Regions from separate parts of the Homo sapiens genome. Here all the other regions are linked to region 3. The links are chromatin contacts, found by Hi-C or POLR2A ChIA-PET in ENCODE. All regions are on one chromosome and are shown on one strand. Each heading gives the region's core, a stretch centred on a gene start or an enhancer-like site at or near the end of the contact. The rest is flanking DNA. Distances are from core to core; before and after follow the strand shown.

Region 1 (4,592 bases), core at 359-2,858, 52 kb before region 3:
AAGGTTTTTCCATTCTTCGGGATGCAAAAGGAATTGTAAACAGAGTGTGCATTTTCGTGATTGGCTCTAGCATTTTCAAAAGCTGGCTAAAGCACAAGCAGTCAGCTTAGATTCATTTCTGAACACTCTCTTACTTTCCGCTCCTCGGAGCAGGGTTGAGTTTAGCGTGACACAAAGAGGGAGATGGAGAGAGCAGGCCATGGTAGGTCTGAAAAAAAGAGAATCAAGAGGTCACACTGAGGGGGAGAGCGAGAGAGATGAGGGAGTCTCCTCTTCCTTCTATATCTGACGTTGCCAATCCCCAAACCATAATAGATAACACTATTACCTCCAGTTTTCTCAGAACAACTCTGAAAAGTTATTTTATCCCCATTCTACAAATGGATAATCCAAGGCTCAGAGAAATCAAGAATCCTTGTTCTAATTCCCTTGGCTAATGTGTGGCAGTGCTAGGATATGAACCAAGTCTGTAGAATTTTATAGTCTCTAGGGTTCCAAATAACTGGTGTGGCTCAAGAGCTGTTAATCTGAAATGTAACTGCTTTAGGCATTCCTCCCTGCCACTGTCTGGTGGGAATAAAAAAGTAAAGAAGGAAAACAGGAAAAAGACTGAGTAGATGGAGAGGGTGAGTTTCCTAAAGAAAAGAAATTACTGCAACCAATGGAAGTAATCCATGAGGAGGCGAGGGAAGAGGAAGACAGGGCTGGGCGGCTGAATCCCAATGGGGTAAAGAATGCAGTTCTAGTATTTCTTAATGGTTTAAGAGAACAAGCTTAGCATGAAGTCTTGCTTCTTCCACTTGCTAGGTGCTAGGTATGTGACACTTGGACAAATGACACAGATTCTGTGAACCTCAGTTTTTTCACCTGCAAAATGGGATGATGATAATAATAATAATGCTCACCTTGTCTGGTGGTTAAAAAGATTAAGGGAAGCAATGAACAAAAAGTACCCAGCACAGTGCCAGGGGTACAGTCTAACTGTTCTCCAAACCATACCCTTTCTTTATGTTCTGAAAAACTCTTCATGGTGGGGAATTTCCTGCCTTATTTTTCATTATCTCTGCACCTCAAGCAGCATGCATTTTGTTTTTTATGCCAACATCAGTGGATATTGTTTTGCTTTCTAATTCTTTCCCCCCCTTTTCTACAGTTTAATCTTCTGTTCTGGAAACAGAGGTTACCTCCTATAAAACCTCCCTGGCCAAACTTTTCCCCATGGACACAATGTTTTCCTTAACCAAACATTAACTTGAAGCCAGGGAAAAAGCAAGGCCTGTCCACTTCTGCACGGACCATCAACGGAGCAGTTTCTTCAGATACCATCCTTTTTTTTTTTTTTTAAATGTTAGAAATCTTTCACTAATTAATCAAGGTTTCACATGAATGCCTATCTTCTACCTGACAGCCAAAGTCATAGAAAGAGGAAAAATACAGAGTAGGTTCTACCTAAAGTCTGCCCTGCGGCTATTTAAACAGATACAGAATGACCAAATCTGGAGACACGTATTTAAAATATTCCTTCTATCTCCCCCTCCTTCTGTGAAAGATATCTGAATGCATTCGGCCCACAGCCTGTTAAAGTTTTTTTTTTTTTTTTTGAGGCGGCCAGACTTGGAACACTCAGGAATACAGACAGACGTAGGAATTGCTTAAAAACAAGAAGTTCTCCCACCCTTGTTGGAGCGAATGCGCGAGTCTGACAGTGAACCTTTTGGGAAAGAGCCAGCATTGTAACCGTGCTCGGTGACTTCTCTGGCTTTATAGGGAACAGATGTGAGGATAGCAAGGGGCGCACACGTGAAATGCCTGGCAGGTACCCCTTTGTGGCTCTACTTACTTCTTGCCATTCCTCTGCCCTCCAAGTGTAGAGGGGACACCGTGGGCCTTGGCAGTCGCGTTCCGACTCCGGTCTGGTGTATGGGTTGCACTCGGTCTCTCTGGCTATTTTGTGTGTTCCGATCTGACAGCCCACATGCCTCTGCTGTACGCCTCGGCCACAGGACACAGAGCACTAAGAAGACAGAGAACGTAAGTGGGAGCTTCGGCTCATTTATTTTTTGGGGGGGCGGGGGGTGTCGAGGGTCACAGAGGAGGGGAATGCACTCCTAATCCAATGACTTTCATAGCTATCACATCGCTTTCTAATTTGCAATGAAAGGGATCCTAGATCATGTCTTAAACCTGGAAACTCACTGCTTATCTTATCCACGCTGGAGAGTGAGGAAGGTGCTCAAGTTTGGAGGAATCCCTCAAGTTAATGTAATTCTTAGAGGATTGAAGAGGTTAATAAAAATCATTATGAATCATTTAGCACAACCTGGAAATAGTGCTGCCATGAGAAATGAAAACTTGAAATGATTTCTATCCTGGAGGATTTGAGACTCATGAAAACTGGAGAGACAGTGTTGTACAAGAAGAATTTCTTGGCAGATTAAAAATATAACCCAAGGAGAAGTAAACCACTGAAGATTTTAGGACTTTATAAGTAGAATTATTTTCTCCAGTCTCTTCCTTTTCTTGCTCCTATTCATGGAGATAAGGCGATATTTTTTTAACCACAGAATTCACTAAAGAATTTGTGTCTATTTACAACCTCAGATGAATATATGAAGAATAAAAGCTGACAGGAAAAACCATTTCCTCGGGCTTAATGTTTTCAGCCCTTGAAAAATATTGTTAATCATGTTGAAACATTTTGCTGACCAACTTGCAAAACACCATATTAAATCTGCAATTAACTTTCCTCTAAATTAATTTTTTAATGGTTTCCTCATTGCTGGGTTTCATAATCTCACTTATGGCCAGGCCAAGAATTATTGTCTTGATTAAGGTTTTGACAGCCAGAAACTAAAGGCAACATTTGGAAAGAATGGTATATTATTACACTTAGCTATTAAAAATTATTTCCAAATTTTTGTGATAGCTCAGCCTCCATTTTTTGGTCTGGTGTTGAGAAAATAAGCTTAACATACATTAAAGCCATATTCCTAAGAGGAAGTCTTCTTAAATAATAGAATCATGACCTTTCAAACTTGAAAAAATTATTTTCCAATTAACCTGTAGCAACATTCAACTTTCTTTGAGACTATTAATGGAAATTTACTATCAAGAATCACACCCAAATGTATTCTGCTGAATGGTAATTTTCTCTCCATTTCAGATTTTAAGAAAACAGGTAACGATATTTAGAAGGTAACTTGAGAAATCATACTGTTTCAGATAAATCTATGCCAGAGAGGAGAACCATATGTTCACATCAAAGCTAGCTGAACAGAAGAAAATATTTTGGATCAACATAGCTACTATTGTTTGGGCTCAATTGTATTAATTGGATTGAATGAGTTTGTGACCCACAAGAAACCAGACTTTTAAAGTCATTATGTCCTGGGTGTAATGGGAGGATTCCTGAACACAAGTGATGACCCTATCTATAGAGAATGGCCATTTAATGCTCATTAGAGCTACATGAATAATATTTCCCATTGATTACACTGGAAAAGAATGTACTGTAACATGATAGAGTTACCCCATAAATGATGGACATGTTCAAATATTATCATCATCAATAAACAACAACCAAAAAGTCTTTTGACTATTTCAATTTGGGGTCTTAAATATAAAAGAGCACGTTTCTGGAACAATATATCCAAATACAAATACAGAAAGAATATTGTAAACAAATTTGAGTTTGGTATAGGACTCAACTATATGCAGAATCTCATAATGTTTTAATAACCTAAAGAAAAATGAAAACATATTTAAAGACTTTTAGAATGTATAAGACTATTCAGGCTACTAAATAAATGAAACCTCTTTTTGAAGCTATTGTAATTGAAAAAATTACTTATGGTTCAACGAAGGCACGGTACTAAGAGCCATAAGTATCCAACATTTAAAAAATCACTTCCTACAATGTTTGATAATTTTTCAAAAGACAAATTAAGACACAGGAAAGTTCAATTATACGATATGTCATTCTGGCTTCTGATTTTCATGATGCAAAGCCAGCTTTGAAATACCACATTCAAAAGTTTCTACATGACTTAAGTGCTCACAGCAAGGTACAAGCCTGCCTTTCTGAATAATGCATTCACAGTAATCTTTGCTCAAAATGAGGTCCACTCCATCGGAGTTAGTTTTCTGTGTTCAACTTTTCTTCCTGTGCTATCTCAAGGGAGGCAACAGTTTGCATAGAGAGCCAGCCAGGCTTGCTTGGAATTCTGAGAGATTTGTGCAGGCACCCCATGAATAAAACAGCAGCAGAAAGACCTCTGTGTGACCCCGGAGGCAGTGATGGTGGTGGTATGTGTATGTGTGTGTAAATCCAAGTTTTCTTGTTCTGTTCAGTACACCTTTTAGTTCGTTTGCAGATGAAAACATCTGAATGGCCTCTATTAATGTGCTCCCCCCACAGCCATCATCCCACCACCACAGTCTATTCGTGCAGGTTTCAAAGTAGACGTTTTTCACTCTGAACTCCTGAGCTGGGAGCTATGTTTCATCTCTCTCTACTCCCCACTGTGCAATGCTAGTATGCAGAACTCACCAACTTAAAAGGGGAACTTGATGCTTATTTCCATAGAGAGAAA
Region 2 (4,621 bases), core at 1,579-4,078, 55 kb after region 3:
AAGTAGTCACGCTTACACTGCCACAAACAGCCAATGTTTGAAGAACTCATGCAATGAAGGGAGGGAGGCCCGATTTAAGTCCTATTTGACCTTGGGCAAATAACTGACTCCTGCTCACCCTCCGTCCTCCCACTTACAATGTGGAGTAAGAACAGTACCTATTTCATAGAGTGGCTTTGAGGAATAATTGGAGATCATGCATGCAAAGGGCTAGCACAGTGCCTAGTGCATAGGAACGAATGAATAAATATCATTATCATATTTTTCTATTTTTTGCCAGTCACAAAGTCATAAAGTGAGTTGGAACTAAAAGGAACCATTTAAGGTAGAGTGACTAAGTGTGCTTAAAAACAATTTTCTGGCTTACATTAACAATTTCAAAGCCATGAGCTGTATACTCCTAGTGGGGCAAATCAGCACAGAGTGTGCCTGATTGCATTTCTGACATCCAACTTTTTAATACTGTGAAAAAAGGAGGAACTACAAAACCAGAAGTGCTGAGGGCTGGTCTTCACCCTACTATCCCATATGAAGGCTCTTTTCTGAGTCACTTCTCTGGGCCTCAGTTTCCTGACCTTTAAATGGGCATATAAATACTTGCTTCCATCTTATGGCTATTTTGAGAATTAAATAAGAAAGCATATAGAGAATTTCTTATAAATTATAAGTTACATTTTTAAAAAAATTCACTCGTGGAACATCGATTTTGTGCCAAGTACTGGGCTAGATAAGTTGAAATAAACAACAGCAATGACAAAACAAGAATAAAACGTGGGTCCAATCTTTTAAAAAAAGGATTACAAAAATTTAAGATAGTATCCTTATTTTAAAAAACCTCACAGCAAAAAACTTTAACATCTGCTGATTTATTGGTAAAAATGTTTTAAATGAGCTTCACTTCACGTTGCAATACAATAAAATGCACAGTATGTTACTAAATAACTGGAATTATTTCAGCAAATACCAGCCAGGCCTCGTTATTCAGTGGTTACTCACTGAAGTGTTTCCTACCAAATGGGGTTGGGCCGAGGAGATCTGAATGTTAACATTAACAGTTGGAAAGTTAATTATTGCTCTCTATTTTGTAAGGTTTATCAAAATTTAACTGAGTTTCCTCAAGGCGCTGGGCTACCTTGTGACTTCACAGAGCACAGGACCAAAGGGAGGATTCAGGAGCAAGGCGAGACCCCTTTCTGCTCCACCCAAGCTTGACAGAGAGAAGGAAGTCTGCACAGGAATCATCTGTGGTGTTCCACTTGGATTCTGGAGCCAGGCCAACCCTGGTTTCCATTCCTCCCCTAAAGCTACTCTAGTTGCCCTTTCTTGTGTCATTTCCTTCTTTAAAGCCTCAGTTTCCTCATCTGTAAAATGATGGTAATAACAGCATACTGCAAAGAGTAACTGTGGAGATTAAAAGAGATAATACATAAAATGCCCTTAAAGCAGGGCATGACACAGAGGACAGGTCCAATACATATTTAACATAATAATAATTATTAGTGGTATTGTTTTACTTGTAGCATGCAAAACATCTGATCTTTATAAATTAGTATATTGACATTCTCAAACAAAACAATTTTGTTTTAGAAAGAATCTTTGATGGGGTGCAGTGGATCCTCCTGTAATCCCAGAAATTTAGGAGGTGAAGGCAGGAGGAATGCCTGAGGCTAGGAGTTCAAGACCAGCATATGCAACATAGGGATACCCTGTCTCAACAAAAATCAACCAAACAAATAATAGTGTGAGCTGTTGTTTTTTTGTTTTATTATTATTTTTTTAAGTGATGTGCCCAGTGTCAAGTAGTGCTACATGCACAGTGCTGACAGTAAATAAATACAAAGAGTGGTGGCAGAAGAGATTGTGGCTAAGACTCACTTTGGGCTGGCCTGAACCTTTATAAACTATGTTTCCATGAGAGTGGTTTATGGAACATTAGTCCCATAAGATAGTTCCAAAAACAAATCAATTAACTTTGCAAAACACTTAACACAGCATGCACATCTGGAACTTTCTCCATGCACATTAGCATTTTAAGAGCCCTGAGAAGTCTTGCAGGAAAGAAACCAGTTTACATGTGCTGAGTCGCATGATTGCCAAACTTACGGGATCTTTGCCAAGTTAAGAGGCAAGTGATGGGGACAGCACCATCACTAGAACTATAACAAGACGCAGGTGGGATGTGTGGATGGGCTTCCCTCTCAGGGAGAGAAGGGCGTGCGAGTGGAAGGCAACAACTGAGAAGCTTCTTGGCTTTTAAGGGGCGGTGGTGGGCAGTGGAAGGTGTCTGAGGGTCCCCTCAATACCTTCTAAGGGGGTGGGTGCCTCCAGCTACCTGGGGAGTTAAATTTGCTGACTTGGGCATGAGAGCTGGGTGCACTACCCCCAAAAGCCCTTCTGTGTCCTTTTCATTCTCCATTCTGTAGCTCCTTCAACTAAGTGTGATAACAACAATGACTATAGGCTATAATCATACTGGCCAACGTTTGTTGAGTTGCTTTTCTCTGTGTCAGGCACTCTCCTAAGCACTTCATATGGATTAACTTGATTATTCCTCAAAGCAACCCGATATGGTAGGAACTATTACCTTCATTTCAGAAATGAGGAAACTGAGGGACACTTGAAATAACTTGAGAAAATATTTAAAGTATCTATTTGAAGTAGTATAAGACGCTGAACATCCCAGGGCCTGTGTTTTACTAAGAGACTATTTAGTTTTGCTATTAATATCCTGCAAAGTACCCTTTAGGAAATGTTGGTTTCGATTCACTCCATCTCTTAGCAGTAGCGGGAGAGTGACCTTTCCGCCTGTCAGGGTGCCAACTGCCCACAGACACCCTGTCCTGGCTGCAGTGCACTTGCCATGGCTGCCTCTCAGGCTGCTTTGTGCCACGGCTTGGCATCTCCCAAGCTTGCACTCTCCAGTAGAAATAAAATGCAAGCCACACGTGAAAGTTAAGAATTTCTAGTAGCCACGTTTTTTTAACGTCAAAAGGAACAGATGAAATTAATTTTAATAATAGAGTCTATTGAACCCCATTATGCAAAATATTATTTCAACATGTGACACTAGCCACATCTCAAGGGCCTCCTGGTGACCGTATAGGATGGTGCATTCTAGGCAGGAAGTGTTTGCAGAGTGTATACCAGAGACAGCGTATTACGGGAGATAAGAGTGTGAGCTCGGGAATCAGAGAGACCCGTGTGTAAATCCCAGCTGCTCTGCATTCAATCTGTGTGACCTCTGGTGAGTCACTTCAGCCCTCTGTGCCTCAGTTTCCTCATCTGTGAAAAGGGAATAATGATAGTTCATGCCTAATAGGGCAGTAGGGAAGGTGAAATGACTTAGTCTACATAAAGTGTCGGAACAGGGCCTGGTGGGTAGGAAGTCCTCTGGAGGCACGGGCTGTGCTGACTCTCATTACTTAGAATGAGCAGCAGGTTAAGGCTGCTGGAACGAAGTGGCTCCCAGGCCTGCCGCTGGGATCTGCCTGCTATCTGACATTTCACTGCAGCTCGTGGGTGGCCCTGAAGCTGAATGTGGTGCCTGTGGTGGGTCTAGGTATCATTCTCATATCAGAGATTAAAGCGCAGTTGGGCTGGAGCTCTTTAAAAAGGCATCTAAGCAACTCGTAGGGAGTGTATCTCCCACATTCTTTTGATACACAGGTCTCCTAGTTTACAGGCACTGAGGACTGGTTTATAAGGCCTGCAGCTGAAACCCTTTTGCATCACAATGTCCATGTTCCATGACCACGGAAGTGAGTGACCACAGGGGCATGCTGTGCTCCAATGACCAGTGAACCTCACTGGTCTTCCTCCCCAGCCACAGGCCACCTTCCCCAATACCCTGGCCCAGCTCAGAAAAGGCTTGATTGGTTTATTTATTTTAAAATCATATTTGGTTGCTGTACACTCAACTCTCGATATGACAACTTAATCCCTTAAATGAATTGAAAGCTTTCTATCTTTCTCTATAAGCTTGAGACAACTTCTTGAACAGTCTCACCAGTTCATTCTTAATTATTCCCACACTTAAATACAATGGCACTTCCCAAAGCTCATTTGAGTCATACTTTTGAACATCCCCTTTCCAGGCACCATCTGCAGCTTTTCCTTTTGTTACAGCCTGGAAAGAACACAGGACTGGGAAGTAAGAGGCCTGTGTTCAATTTTGCCATTCATTCTAGCTCCAAGATTAGGAGTCCCTTCGAAGTTCTGGGCCTTGATCCTCTTATCCATAAAGAGAAGGCCTGGAATAGAAGTTCTCTCTAAAGTTTCCTCCAGTATTAAAAATTTATGAATTCTTATATTTTATAAGATAAAAGTGAATAATGATTAAAAATGAAGTCCTAAGTTTCCAAAGGGGCAAAACCCAACAGAGATTCCCCCTGAGCCACTGTCACTGTCAGAAAGTGTATGGATGAAACAGTCAGCAGGGTGGCAGGGTAGAATAAGACAGAATAACTCCAAAAGAGAGAGAACAACACAAAAGGAGTGGACTTTTGCTGATGTTAAATTATATTAAGGGGAGTACAGTCTACACATCTCCATTACTCACTGGGAAAATTTTATTTCGGACCTGCTAAAACAGATAATAGTTTCTGAAAAACCACTTCTATTT
Region 3 (4,430 bases), core at 554-3,053:
ATGAAATGTCCAGAATACGTAAATCCATAAACACAATGCAGACTGGTGGTTGCCAGGGACTGAGGGAAGAGTGGGGTGGGGAACAAATGCTTAGTTCAGTGGTCCCCAGACTTTTGGGCACCCAGGACCAGTTTCATGGAAGACATCTTCCACAGATGGGGTGGGTGGGGGTGGTTTTGGGATGAAACTGTTCCACCTCAGATCATTAGACATTAGATTCTCATAAGGAGTTCACAACCTAGATCTCACAGTTCACAATACGGTTTGCACTCCTGAGAATCCAATGCTGCTGCTGATCTGACAGGAGGTGGAGCTCAGGCGGTAATGCTTATCCACCACTCAACTGTTGCTGTGCAGCCTGGTTCTTTACAGGCCATGGCCCATGGCCCATGACCCAAGAGTTGGGGACCCCTGGCTTAATGTATACAAGGTTTCCTTTTGGGGTGATGAAGTTTCGTAACTAGGTAAAGGTGGTAGTTGCAAAACATTAAGAATATGCTAAATGCCACTGATTTGTTCGCTTTAAAATGGTTCATTTTGTATTATGTGAGTTTCATTTCCATTAAAACAAACAATTGGCAGAGTACAGTCACAATATTAATTTAAAAAATATTAGAAGCAAATCATAAACATGTTAGCAACAACTAATTTCTTCAGTGTAGAGGTAGGACTGGGTTTGGTTTTCTTCTTTTTGCTGAATTACATTTTGCAAAATTTCTCTTATGAATATTTACGACCCTTAAATAACACCTCCAAAAAACTGTTCCCCTGAACTGCATGTTCAGTTCAAGGAAAAAAAAAGATCTCTAATTATAAGATGTGCTAGGAATGGCCTGGTGTAGAGACAGATGACAAACAGGCCTGTCAATTCTAACAGATGTTATATTCAGATCTTGACAGTGACCCTAAGCTGTGTTCTCCTCCTCTTATTATTCCCTAAAAGTTATGCAGATACAGACAAAAAGAAGATGAGATTAGAAGTATAAGTGAACTCTCCCTATTAATTCAGACATGATTGGCAATTTGGACTGTGGATGCTATGAAATGGGGAAGATTCAGAAAAGTGCCCATATCAGTGATAGAAATTGTAAGGGTGCCATAATAAAACTGCTTCCACTTGTTGCATGCATATTTGGAAATGAAGATAGAGGCTAAAAGACTGAGTGGCTGTGGCTGGTCAGGGTGAAGGGAGGGTCATTCTTCAAGAGATTACGCAAGTGACAGCAGACAGCTGTTCTACTTCTAATGGGAACTCAGAGTGCTACTTAAATAGTACCCTGAACGCTTCTGCTTCTATATTAGGAAGGACTTAATTCCGAGAGTAGTGGCTTCTCAGATGCAAGCCCAAGGGAGACTTTCACTCTCTCCTTTAAGAATAGCTCAAGTTAAGACTGTGGAACCTACAGACTAGAGGACTTGGAAAAGATTATTTCCAAGCATGAGGGTTTTGCAACCTTTGATCTAATTAATTATGTTTGAAGAGTCTGGCTTATTTATGAGAGGTGAGCTTTGTAATTGTGACATTGGGAGCCAAAATATCTTTTCCAAATCTCATTCCAGACCTTCCTGCCAGAGACTCTGGTGCTGGATCACCTTCTGTAACAGACCCACAGAGGCACGCTAGAAGATAACATCAGCCAGACATGAAATCTGTTGTGAATTTGTTCAAACACTCGTCTGCTCAAGCTAAAGGGCAAAGATAGGCACGTGGGTCTGTAAAAGGGTAATCAGCTCCAGGAGGGCAGGCAGCAATCCTTGGAAGGGGGGCAAAATGGTTGCAGAGTTACATGTGCTTGATCCAGTGCCATGGAGGTGTCCTGCATGCCACCCGGCACAGCGGTTAAATCTCCACCACTGGAATGCTCCTTTGCAAGTCCTCTCCAGATAAGAAGGAAAGAATGTAGCAGTTAAGAATCTTATCGTTCAAAATACCTGTCCCCAGGGACCCGCCTGCCAGGATGCACATTCCGGCTGCTGACAAGTCTGCATAGATGTTGGCTTGGTCTCAGGGTCACACATTCTATCATTTAATCGATCTTCACCAAACTGACACCAGACCTGGCGGTGCTTATGCCCTTTTCCACAGGTGACCAAGCACTGTAATGAAAAGCGGAGCTAGTCAGGGTCATTTCTGATCAATGTGTTGTGGTTTCTGGGGTTATTTATTGATGAGTAGGAACAGGTGTGTCCTTTTCCCACAGCAATCACTCTCCCATAGCAATTTGTAAATATACTAAGCCTCATTTTTTTCCTTTTGTTCGTTCATTTATTCATTCATTCTATATTTATAGTCTCTGGGCCAGTTTTGAGCACAAAATAAACTAAACACAGCTCCATGCTATAAAATTTGAAAAACAACATTCATAATTTTATAGCATAGGAGTTAAGCATGGGGAATTATAAATCACATCAACCTAAGTTTTAACACTTATATAACCAGTCACAAGATCTCTCTGAACCTCAATTTTCTCATCTGTAAAATGAGAATTAGTGTCTACTGCAAAGGGTTGTGAAAACTAAATGAAACAAATACAAGTAAAGCTCTTGGCACAATGTTCATTTAATAAATGCCAAATGTAATCATCATTTTATCCATACTTACTGTAGAAAATTTGAAAACTGTAGAAAAACATAAATGAAAAAATTATAATGACCCAAAATCTCGCTACCCAAGGATAACCATTATCAATATTTTATTATTTTCTTTCCAGTCTTTTTAAGCAACTTTGGATTATAGTGAATTTACAGTTTGATCTCCCAACCCCCATTTTATCGCATATTATTGCAAAGGTTTGTTACTTAGTTTGAAATTATACTTTAGTATTAGCTATCTAAGTAAAATTTAAACCTACTACTTATCTTTTTTTAACCAAATACTAGAGATTTTTAAGCAAAGGCAATTTGTTAACCTAGAACTAAAGCACTAGGTTTGCAGTTCATTTGTCCAGGAATCAGACACTGTTAATCAAATACACTGTTAATTGACTGCCATTTCAGGGGCATTAAGAGTATCCTTTTCAGATTTATTTGATGGTGAAAATAAGCAGTTAATACTGCACTTATAAGGATGGGATAAGAGCATGGATGTAGGAGCTGTAGCAGGGAGACTTTTTCTTTCCCCATATTCCTGATTTGGCCCATTAAAAAGGAAACTTCTGTTTCGTATTTCTTATTTCCCTTCTTCCCCTTAAGGAACGTGGAGTGAGTCCCTGCTTGGTAAGAATCTCCTTGGGCTGTGTTAACACTGGGCTGTGTTAATAGTGAGTGCTAATACTATATCATAAAAGCAAGAAAGAGGCTGCATCTTCTTTCTCTTGTTGTCCTGGGACCATCTGTGCTAAGCAATGGAGGGTTTGCCTTGTGCTTCATAAAGTAAAGGATGAGAAAGGCATAAATCTGGAATACTCAGTCTGGTCCATTTCTTTTCTTTTTTTTTTTTTCCGAGTTTTATTTTTTTTTCTTGCAGTTGGATGGGTAAGTCAGAGAGGTCACTCCCTGGGGTCTAATTCTCTTATTTCAAAGACAAGGAAGTAGGAAACTTCATGTTGACTTCAGATGTGAGCTAGTATAGCTTTATGATTAATAAATCCATGATTTCCTTTCAGTGACTTAGCTAGGGCTCAAAGAGGAGGGAAGGTGATGGACTGCAACTTCAAAATCACAACAGAAGCTACAACAGTGAGTGATCTAGCCAAGCCCAAAGTGCCCTGAGGTCACTGGTAGACTAGTTACATCCAGTACGACAGTCATGGTGCAGGCAGAGAACTGGAGTTGTTTTCTCAAGGGAGACAAGGGAGAAAGGGAGAGGTGGGAGAAAGGTGCACAAGGGTTTGTCTTAAACAGATAGAGAGCACCAGAACTAGAATGTAAGAGATGACCTAGGGGAAATAACAGCCCTCCCATCTTACCTCTGACCAGTCTCCAGATTTCCACTGTGGACAAGGGAACTCACTGCACCTCTGAATGGTAACTTTCTCTTGATGTGTGCATTTGCTGTCATCCAGTACATCATTTCGGGTATTGACACAAATAGCCCTTCTCCTCTGGGTCCCACCGTCACAGCTTTTTGAACACTGTAGGGACAAAATAAATAAATAAAACTGTTGCTAAGTTTCTTATAAAGTATGCTGAAGATCCTGGCTATGTTGTCTCTTCCAGCTCTTAAGAAACAACACACAAGCTGGCCAACTCTAGTTATTTTGGTGGAGATCTTTTCATGTTATCAGTTTGCTTACCAGGTTTATAATTAAACTCAAAATTAGCTCATTGGCATATAAAAATAAAACCGGAAATGGCTTGTAGAGTATGCAAAAGAAATCAGTTGAGTTGTTCCACTTCTTCCAAATTTCCACACGTCATGCCCATGTCAGACATTACAAATCAACCATGCTACTCTATTCTGGAAAGCTTGAATGGGGTCAGGCATTACA

What was found. Hi-C counts contacts between places; a loop is a spot of excess contacts on that map. ChIA-PET counts read pairs that join two places held with the same protein, here RNA polymerase II (POLR2A). Pooled maps may share reads with other maps.
Region 1: a loop to region 3 is called in a map of sigmoid colon, with 2.0 times the contacts of the local background. The contact joins the promoter of ADAMTS9-AS1 here to the enhancer-like site in region 3. A Hi-C loop is called at or near these places in 3 of 168 maps with a recorded cell type or tissue (Caco-2, esophagus muscularis mucosa and sigmoid colon). POLR2A ChIA-PET finds 5 or more read pairs at or near these places in 1 of 52 experiments (PC-3).
Region 2: a loop to region 3 is called in a map of prostate gland, with 2.8 times the contacts of the local background. The contact joins two enhancer-like sites. A Hi-C loop is called at or near these places in 4 of 168 maps with a recorded cell type or tissue (Caco-2, Calu3, endothelial cell of umbilical vein and 1 more) and 2 of 50 pooled maps. POLR2A ChIA-PET finds 5 or more read pairs at or near these places in 2 of 52 experiments (Caco-2 and SK-N-SH).

The regions. Positions count from the first base shown.
Region 1 is chr3:64,559,738-64,564,329 of GRCh38, forward strand. ADAMTS9-AS1 (ADAMTS9 antisense RNA 1) reads left to right here and starts at 1,609. Exons shown (of 2, transcript NR_110151.1): 1 at 1,609-2,031. It overlaps ADAMTS9 (ADAM metallopeptidase with thrombospondin type 1 motif 9), which reads right to left. Exons shown (of 40, transcript NM_182920.2): 30 at 1,841-2,014.
Region 2 is chr3:64,665,268-64,669,888 of GRCh38, forward strand. The region is part of intron 3 of ADAMTS9 (ADAM metallopeptidase with thrombospondin type 1 motif 9); the gene reads right to left. Among named protein-coding and RNA genes, the nearest start is that of ADAMTS9-AS2, 17 kb to the right of the region's middle. Within about 2 kb of position 2,829, at least 9 of the 41 ENCODE cell types and tissues checked have a DNase peak (open chromatin) inside an H3K27ac peak, as active enhancers do.
Region 3 is chr3:64,611,413-64,615,842 of GRCh38, forward strand. It overlaps ADAMTS9 (ADAM metallopeptidase with thrombospondin type 1 motif 9), which reads right to left. Exons shown (of 40, transcript NM_182920.2): 21 at 3,909-4,073; 22 at 1,933-2,097. Among named protein-coding and RNA genes, the nearest start is that of ADAMTS9-AS1, 52 kb to the left of the region's middle. Within about 2 kb of position 1,804, at least 12 of the 41 ENCODE cell types and tissues checked have a DNase peak (open chromatin) inside an H3K27ac peak, as active enhancers do; they include sigmoid colon, where a contact is called at or near this core.